2 separate regions of the Homo sapiens genome follow, and region 1 is linked to region 2. The links are chromatin loops, found by intact Hi-C in ENCODE. Cell type or tissue: OCI-LY7. All regions are shown on one strand. Each heading gives the region's core, and the rest is flanking DNA. Links, peaks and the distances in the headings are about the cores only. Region 1 has its middle 9.8 kb from the start of LINC02914. Region 2 overlaps LOC124903403 (a long non-coding RNA gene).

The links. Peaks named below come from ENCODE experiments on the same cell type or tissue, not always from the same donor. Only the 100,000 strongest peaks of a DNase experiment are listed, where the experiment ranks them.
Region 1: it touches region 2 in a loop (5-fold over the local background); 1 of 110 quality-filtered maps calls a loop at or near these places.

The regions. Positions count from the first base shown.
Region 1 is chr14:98,719,201-98,723,597 of GRCh38, reverse strand. No RefSeq gene overlaps it. Among named protein-coding and RNA genes, the nearest start is that of LINC02914, 9.8 kb to the right of the region's middle. In OCI-LY7, for the core only: no CTCF peak of the experiment used is centred there; DNase peaks (open chromatin) are centred at 2,337 and 3,117; H3K4me3 peaks cover 2,258 bases; H3K27ac peaks cover 3,832 bases.
Region 2 is chr14:98,789,605-98,794,001 of GRCh38, reverse strand. It overlaps LOC124903403 (a long non-coding RNA gene), which reads left to right. Exons shown (of 3, transcript XR_007064379.1): 3 at 387-1,716. Among named protein-coding and RNA genes, the nearest start is that of LINC02914, 80 kb to the right of the region's middle. In OCI-LY7, for the core only: no CTCF peak of the experiment used is centred there; DNase peaks (open chromatin) are centred at 1,611, 2,151 and 2,541; H3K4me3 peaks cover 2,208 bases; H3K27ac peaks cover 3,275 bases.

The sequences.
Region 1 (4,397 bases), core at 146-4,145, 70 kb after region 2:
TCAAGCCATGTGGCAGGTGATACAACACACACTGCCTGCTGGTTCCTCCCAACACCCTTTGATGGGCATGCTCTGGGAAGAGATGGTATATTGTGCCCAATGGATGATGTCCCCATCTTTAGGGGAATGGATTTCATGATGGTTATCAAATGAAATCCAAATTTAAAAAATGCCCCAAATGAAGGAACTGATATTACCTTCCAAAGATTAAGATTCCAAATCTCAAAATGTCACTAGCATTTGGTTGGAAAGATGATTCTGGACATGGGGCTTATGTATATAATGATACCATCACACTTGCAAAGAAGAGAAATGCAGTGAGTTGAGCCTATGCCTGTGATTTAATGAAGCAATGGATCTGGGGTCAAAACAAGAATAGCTCTCATCTGTAAGCATCTACGAGGTTCCAGAAGCCATGTTTGCTGCTTGCCAACATCTGTCAAGCATCAAGTGAACAAGTGAAACAATTCACTTTTCATAAAAGGACTTTATACTTCTCATTCGTATCATGAAGAAGGAATTCCTTTTTCCTCATTTTCTTTTCTCTGCAGACACTTTGCATGCACTAAGAATCTAACAGTAAACAACTCCATTCATTTCCTTGTGAAACTTACATTTTTGTAAGGGAGGCAGACATTATCCCAGTTATGCAATCAGTTATTTAATTAAAGGGGCGATTGATTCCACAAAGAATAAGTCCAAGAACTTCAGTAGTAGCTAACAAAGACATCCTGAGTTAGTGTGGTAGTGAAGGAAGTGGCCTTTGAACTGAAATCTGAGAAAGTCAAGAGAGAGGTAGGTAGGAATCAGCTTTTGCAGAGAGTGGAGGCTGAGATTTTTACCTTCAGACCAGTAGGGAGCCATGGACGTATTGTATATAGAGCAGAGTCCTGATCAGACTTTAATCGTCATGATGGCTGCTGTATGGTGAATGTGTTGGAAGTGGTCAAGATTAGATGAACAGAGACAAGATAGACAACTTGGACATGCCAGGCAAAAGGTAACAGGAGCCAGGGCTGCTGAGTGGTCCTAGAGAGAAGCTGCTAGGTGTCAGAGATGTGCAGGGAGAAATCCACAGGGTTTGGAAAGTGATTAGATTGGGTGGGAAATGAAGGACAGAGAATTGTCTAAATCTGGGTCCTAAGGTTCAGCTTCTACCATTAGAAGAATAGCAATGCAAAGTCACAGAGATAGTTGGTGGAGAACCTCATACAACTGATCAAAGGGCCTCATTCTGTGAACTACAAGAGAATTCAAGGGACGCATCCTCTGCCCCCCAAATGAGGATATATCACACAGAAATGGGGGATGCCTCATGCCCATCAAGGGCAGGGCTGATGCAAGTCACCCGTTCTGGGGCAGAAAACTAAAAGCTAAGAACAGTGAGGAGCCTTGAGGCTGGAGACCCGAGTGCACAGAGGCCATTTGGGCTGCAGGGGACTTGTGGAGCCCAGGCAGGTGCAGTGGGAAGCTGGTTAAAAGTAGCACAGCTGTGTGCAGAGACAGGCAGTATGGCAGGACCTGAGGATGGACCCTGAAGAAAGACAAAGGTGGCTTTGAATCTTGGATCTGCCACTCACCAGGTGAGTGGATTTGGGCAGGCATCTCAACCTGTCTGAGCTTCCCATCTGTATTAGTCCATTCTCATGCTGCTAATAAAGACATACCCAAGACTGGATAATTTATAAAGAAAAGAGGTTTAATTGCCTCACAGTTCAGCAAGGCTGGGGAGGCCTCAATCATGGCAGAAGGCAAGGAGAAGCAAAGTCATGTCTTACATGGCAGCAGGCAAGAGATCGTGCACAGGGAAACTCTCCTTTATAAAACCATCAGGTCTTGTGAGACTAATTCATATCATGAGACCAGCACAGGAAAGACCTGTCCCACCTCCATGATTCTATAACCTCCCACTGGGTCTCTCCCACAACACGTGGAGATTATGGGAGCTACAATTCAAGATGAGATTTGAGTGGGGACACAGCCAAATCATATCACCATCTGTGGAAGGAAGGTAACCTTAACATTAATCTTAAGTGAAGACTGGATGAGATGATGGGGAGAAGAACCAAACATAACAACTCACAGGTGACGGGTGTTCAATGAACCTGCTACTGTTGTTATCATTATCATCATAAGGGGAGCAAACATAAAACCTAACACCAAAGCAAAGCAAAAGTCAGGGCAGCCCCTGTGGAGGAGTGCAGGCTTTAGGGTACCAGCAGAAAGGAGGCAGGTAGCAGAGACTGAACTCCAGTGTTCCTCTTTTGCTTTCATAAAGCTTCAGGTTTCTGAACAAACCACAAGCACTCAATCTGAATAATTATAGAAAGTCAAGGACCAACCTCTCACTCTGCAAAGCAGCAACTGCTAGTAATGAACCATGATTCCGCAGCCAATCATAGTCTGACCTTGGCCACAGCCAGAGCCAGTAGGCTCTGTAAGGTCTGGCTTGCAGATGTGTTTTGTTTGGCCTTCACACTGTTTTTTTTTTTTTTTTTTTTTTTTGTAATTAGTAATAAACATTTAACATTTGGATTCGCCACATTAAAATGAGAATTTTCTGCTTCTACTGAGAGACCAGAAGATCTGACAAAGCTTGAGTTCACATGTCAACAGGGTTGGAGACCCCTGGACCTAATAGGTGGCTGTCTCTGAAAAGAGACACCTGTTCTCCAAGTCCCCAAAGTCCTAGGGTGACTCTTAATGATTTCTGTATTTTCTTATACCAACCCTACCTCTCTTACCTTCCTGAGTCCTGTAGCCTTGAGAATTTTTGAAACCTTTATCTAAAGCAATGGTTATCAACTATGTTCCAGGTAGAAACACTATTTTTCTTTAAAGTGGATAAAGCATCATTAACATGGACCATTGACAGTATTTTCCAAGTCTTCACAGCCATGCACAAGGACACACATGTGCTCATGCTAAGCAAAGCTTATTGATGAGTTTTCTGAACGTTTTCTCCAATAATGTTCTTTAAAGTCTTAAGCTTGTCTATACTAGAATCTGCCGTCAGCAGCAGATTGGGCTCACATTTACATCTTTGGGTTTTTTTTTTTTTACATCGAAGGCATCTATCTTTCACAGTTCTTCTCCAGGTGTTTTGCCACCTGAATGCTTCTGAGATGCACTTGGCCAAAAGTTCTGGTTCAAAAGAATCAAAAAGTCTTCTAGGCCCCAAGGGAAATGTCTTTTGACAATTCCTCTTCTCCGTTCTCCCTTGATGAGTTCGGGAGGAGGTAAAGAGACACATAGGAAAAATCTGCCTGTTCTATTAAAACAAAACAAAATAAAACAAGGTTGAAAAATAGTAGACAGGGAAGATATTTTGCCTCAGCAGCAAAATCAACTACTTGTGGAATTTCATTTACCAGAGGATACGGTGTTTTCTTAAATATTCTATAGTGATTAGCTGGCAAAATCTCAAACATTTTTTAACACAAGATGTCTTTGGTCAATAAATACCAGAACTGAAATGTCCTGGGGGTGGAGATTTATGATCTAAGCACAAGAAACACACCCATAAATCAGGCAGAGAAAGCTCTCAGGTAGCCGAGCAGGCATTATGCAGATCTCAGAAGAGGCCCAGGAAGGAAGACTTGGGGTCCTGGCAGGGCTGAGCTCATATCAACCTGTGGGAGAAAGGGACGGGCTTTCGAAGGCTCCATTTCTTCATCCACAAAAGAATGAACACTTTGCCTTTGCACTGTTGAGTTTCTCTTTTTCTAATCATTGGAAATTTTTCCTTTTCTATTGTTCACAAACATTTGCAAAGACAGACATGTTGTGAAGGACCTGGGGAACCAGGTTGAAATTGTGGCTGGAACACTCGGCTGTGTGAGCTTGGGCAAGTCTCTTAAACGCTCTCGCATTTTGCATCCTTCTCTGAAAAGTGAGGATAATAATACCCACCATACAGGAGGACTGTGAGGATTAAATCAGATAATGTTGTGAAATGCTTAGCACAGTGGCTTGCAAAGTTTCACTTACAGATAACATTTATTAAAGTGCCTGGCACCATGTAGGTCGTCTATAAATTACCCTTAGCCCTTTCCAATGTGCAAAGTTAAGGGAAAATGTAGATGATGCTCTATAATAAATAGTAGCTTCATCCAGATGCAAACTTGACAGAGTTTTTTGTGGTTTATCTTGATATGGAGTCCAGTTCTGATAATTGGGCTTCTCTTGGGTCCCAAGATCCAGTCTCACCTTGAATTTGGTTTGTTTACTCTCTGTTCCCTCCCAGGCTTATTCTCCATCTCTGGCTTTTTCAACTCTGAGTCTATGCTCTCTTCTCCTCCCTTCCCTGGCCTCCTCTCCCCTCCTTTCCTCTTCCTTCTCCTCCCCTTCTTTTCCCTTCCTCTCTACAGTTTAGTCAAAACACTCCCTCATTATCT
Region 2 (4,397 bases), core at 263-4,262:
TCTCTCTCTCTTTTTTTTCTTAGACAGGGTCTCACTCTGTCACCTAGGCTGGAGTGCAGTGGCACAATCACAGCTCACTGCAGCCTTGACTTCCTGGTCTCAAGTGATCCTCCCACCTTAGCTGCCTGAGTAGGTCAGACTACAGGCACTTGCCACCGTATCCAGCTAATTTTGTTTTTTGTAAATATAGGGTTTCACCATCTTTCCCAGGCTGGTCTTGTACTCCTAGGCTTAAGCGATCCACTTGGCTTGGCCTCCCAAAGTGCTGATATTACAGGTGTGAGCCACAGTACCTTGCCCCTACCTATCTCTTTTTTATATCTCTTTTCTTTTCGTTTTTTTTTTTTAGTATCATTAACATGTATTATGTCCAAAATTTGTTTCAGCCTACCTACGGACAAATGGTATGAAGAAGGACGGGGAAAAGTGAGCTGGGGCAGATGGAAGCCTCAAGTCTGACAAAGTGAATCTTTCATCCTCTTCACAATACCTAGGATGTCTTGTATCCTGGGAGATACAAGGCATTTTTTTGTTGTTGCCTCAGTTTTTAATGTTCAAATGCTGCTGTGGCTAAGAGTAAGGCTGCAGATTCTCTGTGCTGCCATCTTGAATTCCCACCTGCTCTCCCTCTTGGGATCCTTTTGACCTCCACAATATTTATCTGCTAAGAGACAATGAGGCCATGAGTCCTGCAGCCCACACTTCTTCAGACAATTTATATTTTTGGATGAGATCTCCAGAAGGGCATTGCTCACCTCTTCTATATTTTGCAAACAATTCTAGAATCTTAATCAAAGAACCATTGGCTACACATTGGCTACACACTGGCTACATTGCTCAAAAAGTTGGCATTTTAGGGACAACGTACTCCGCTTGAGATCCAAGCTGGTGGAGTTTTTCTTTGCTTAGTATCCTCCACCATCTAGGTTTTAAACTAGATGTTGTTTGGCAGGTGTGTCCCATAGCTTTCGGTTTGTGGTGGTGCTTCCCTTGTGTCATCTTCTCTCTTATTCTCATTCCTTTTTAAAAATGTTATTATTTTTGGTAGGTTTAAGAGTTGAGCATCAAGCAAAAATGTACTTTCTTAACCATCTTCAAATGAACAATTCCTGTGACTTTTAGATTAAGAGAGATGATAATCTAGGGCTTCTATATCTCCCGATTTTAATTGTAAGACAGATGCAAATTTAGCTTAAGAATTTAGGCTAAGAGCCAAGGGATCGTAGGATCAATATTTATATGTGGCCCAAATAAGTTTTGTCAGGAGGAATTTGAGCATAACAATGATAATATTGACTATAGCTGCTTGAATGCCTATGATGGTCCAGGAGCTTGGTTGATGCTTTGCTTATTTCAATTCAAATCCAAACAAGAACCTGCAGCCCACACTTCTCCAGACAATTTATATTCTTGGATGGGATCTCCAGAAGGACATTGCCACCTCTTCTATATTTTGCAAACAATTCTAGAATCTTAATCAAAGAACCACTGGCTACACATAGGCCACATTGCTGAGGTGAGGTTTGTTAACCCCATTTTACCAGAGGAAAAAGAGAAAAGTGAGAATATGAAAGATCAGGTGCCTGGATGATAAATCACTGAGCTTGCATTCAAAATCAAGTGACTTTCACTTCCTGATTCCTCCTCCTATTTTTCTCTATAGACAATATGTGAAGTCTAAAAATAAAATTTTAATTCAGTAGAAGTTTCAGCAAACCCTAGTAATTTCTTTTTCCTCATGCCCTTTGCTTTGAGTTTAATCTCTGTGGCTATTTTAGCGGCACCTCATGGGTACTTTTCCCTGGGCTCACTTATTATCAGTGTCCATTCACTAACCAGTGTATAACGGGAACTGTTAAGTGTGCCTGGATGAGAAGGGGGCTTTTTTTGTACTTTTATAGCTATTATTGATGGGTTCAATAATTTGGTCTATTTCCAATCAATATGTTCTATGCTAGGCTGAAGAGAACCAACTTCAAAAACTTTGTAAAGTTGAACTCTGGCCACAGCATCCTTTCACTCACTCAGCAATTGCAAATAACACAATGAGAGTGATTACACACTGTCTTCATCTTCACATTCTCTCACTTCCTCATGGTACATCTCCTAACCCAGTTTCTTTTCTTGCTGTATCTGGTGTCGGCTGAGGGGATAACCTACCACCTGGTTAGGAGAACTGCCCCTCCAGCCCTCCTCTGTGTATTGATCTCCAGCATTCAGTGGGTTCACAGGTGTCTGCCCGCAGAGTCTCTGCTTTGCTTTTGTCATGGAGGCACGGTGAGTGTTGTGACTCTACAGTCCTTTAGTCTTTTGTATTTGCTTAAACATTTAAAAAAGTTTTTTAATAAAAAAATGAATCTAGAGTGATTATTTTCACATCATCATTAGAAACATTTCCATAGGTGACCAAAAGCTTCAGTGATAGAAACTAGTAAGACATTATTAAGAAAATGTGCTTAAATTCAAGTTACATTTGACCATTTTCAAAAACTTGCTTTCCTCCTTCTCCCACCAGAAATATCTACTTCCCCACCTTAAAACGGTACTTTCAGCTTGACCTCCTCTGGTGGTACATAGCTTGGTAGCATTTGGTGCATAGCATTTGCCACTTAATATTGAACTTACCTATGTGTGGTTCTGTCTCTCTAAGGTGTTCCTTGAGTTCCCATCTTCTCTAAGAAGTTTCCACTTGTATCCTCAGTATCCAGTCCAGAAACCAGCAAAAAATTGATTGTCTAGAGAATGTTTCCTGCAGGGCATCATGAAAAAGCTAATATTTATAGAACACTCTTTGAAAAAACGGCTTCATGATTAAAGAGTGGTGGGAGAGGGAACCTGACTGCTTTGTAGCTCCTAAGCCTGCCACACCGTGGGCAGACACCCGTGAACCTACTGAAGGTTGGAGATTAATACACAAGAGGATGGGTGGAGAGGGAGTTCTCCTAACTGCTCCTTGCAGGACCTGACTGTAGCTTCCAGGGTTCCACCCTAGCAGCAGTTCTCTGGGAGGCCAATCTCATTACCAGTGGTTCTCAACATCAAGATGGTGTGTTGCCATATCCAGACCTTGAGTGGACTTTCCAATGATCAAGAAGTCAAGTAACCTCTCTCTTCATGGCTGTTAAAAACTTCGGCCAACATAGCATACTCAGTACAGGATTGGATTGAGGCAATGATACTGTGCTATAAAAGTGAGAGGCCATCATGCATTTATACCCACATCTTGACACATACACGTCCTAACTTTCCATGTTCTTTGCTTCTCTACAGATTTTATAGAAACTTTAAATAAAAATAAGATAATAAAATTCACACCATATAAAATTATACCATGTAACATTTATAGATGCCATTGACATCTTTGTTTTAAAGAATGTAAAAGGGCATTATATATGGGAGTTTTATAAAATTCCAAATTTTCAGCTGACAGGATGTTCCACCCTCAAACTCAACAAATGTCATTTTTTGGCCAAGCATGGTCAAAGAAATAAGAGACACAAGAAGATGTCATTGGTGTTTCAGGGTCTACTCTTTGATAGCTGTGTGGAAGATGAATTGAAAGGTGAGAGAAAGATGGAAGATTCTCGTGATGGGTGTAGAAGTCAGAGTCCCTGCTCACAAACAACCTTCATTCAAGTTCCAGGAACTGTCCTTCTGAGGCTCTCACAGCCATCCTGGGTGTTACCTCTTCTGGTTTTGCCACTGCTTCACAGTGGGACCAGGTGGGAGCAGGAGGCTACGGTTTTTCACACCTAGAAGGGCATCTGAAGAGCAACTGATCTAGCCTCTTTATTTTACAGATGGAAAAACCAAGGCCAAGGGAAGAAAATGGCCTGTCCAAACTTCCTGGGTCAGGCTGGCTTAGTGTGAATAAGGAAACCAGCGTCTGCACCCTCACAGCTGCACTCCCAGCCCCACCAAGGAAACCCATCTTACTGTGGCCTGAGTGGTAGCCATTTGAAGAACCTGACCCTCTGGGACTCAGAATCAACCCCCGTGATGACTTGTTTCATGTCCTAGTTTGGGTAACCATGTTTCTTCTTTGTTCTGGGACGCACACTCATTTTTAGTTTTAGCTGAAGTTTCTGAGAGTTCTTATGGAACTGACCACTACCTAATTCCTTTAGGAATGAGCTCTATTCAACCTTATTATTTAGGACTATTCCTTTGGCAGTGAATTAAACTCAATGGAGATGGGCTTAAACTAGATACAAGGAGACTTGCAGCAGTCCAGAGCTGTAAAGTCCAACGGTGCTTCCAGGGAGCTGCGTAGCATTATTCAGGCTTGGTTTCTTTCTATCTCTCCTCCACGTTGGCTTTCTATTTAGGGACTCTCTCTCCTTCTGGTGCCCCCTAAGCCAACCCCTAGTTTCATCTAGTTGCTGGAACTAACTCAG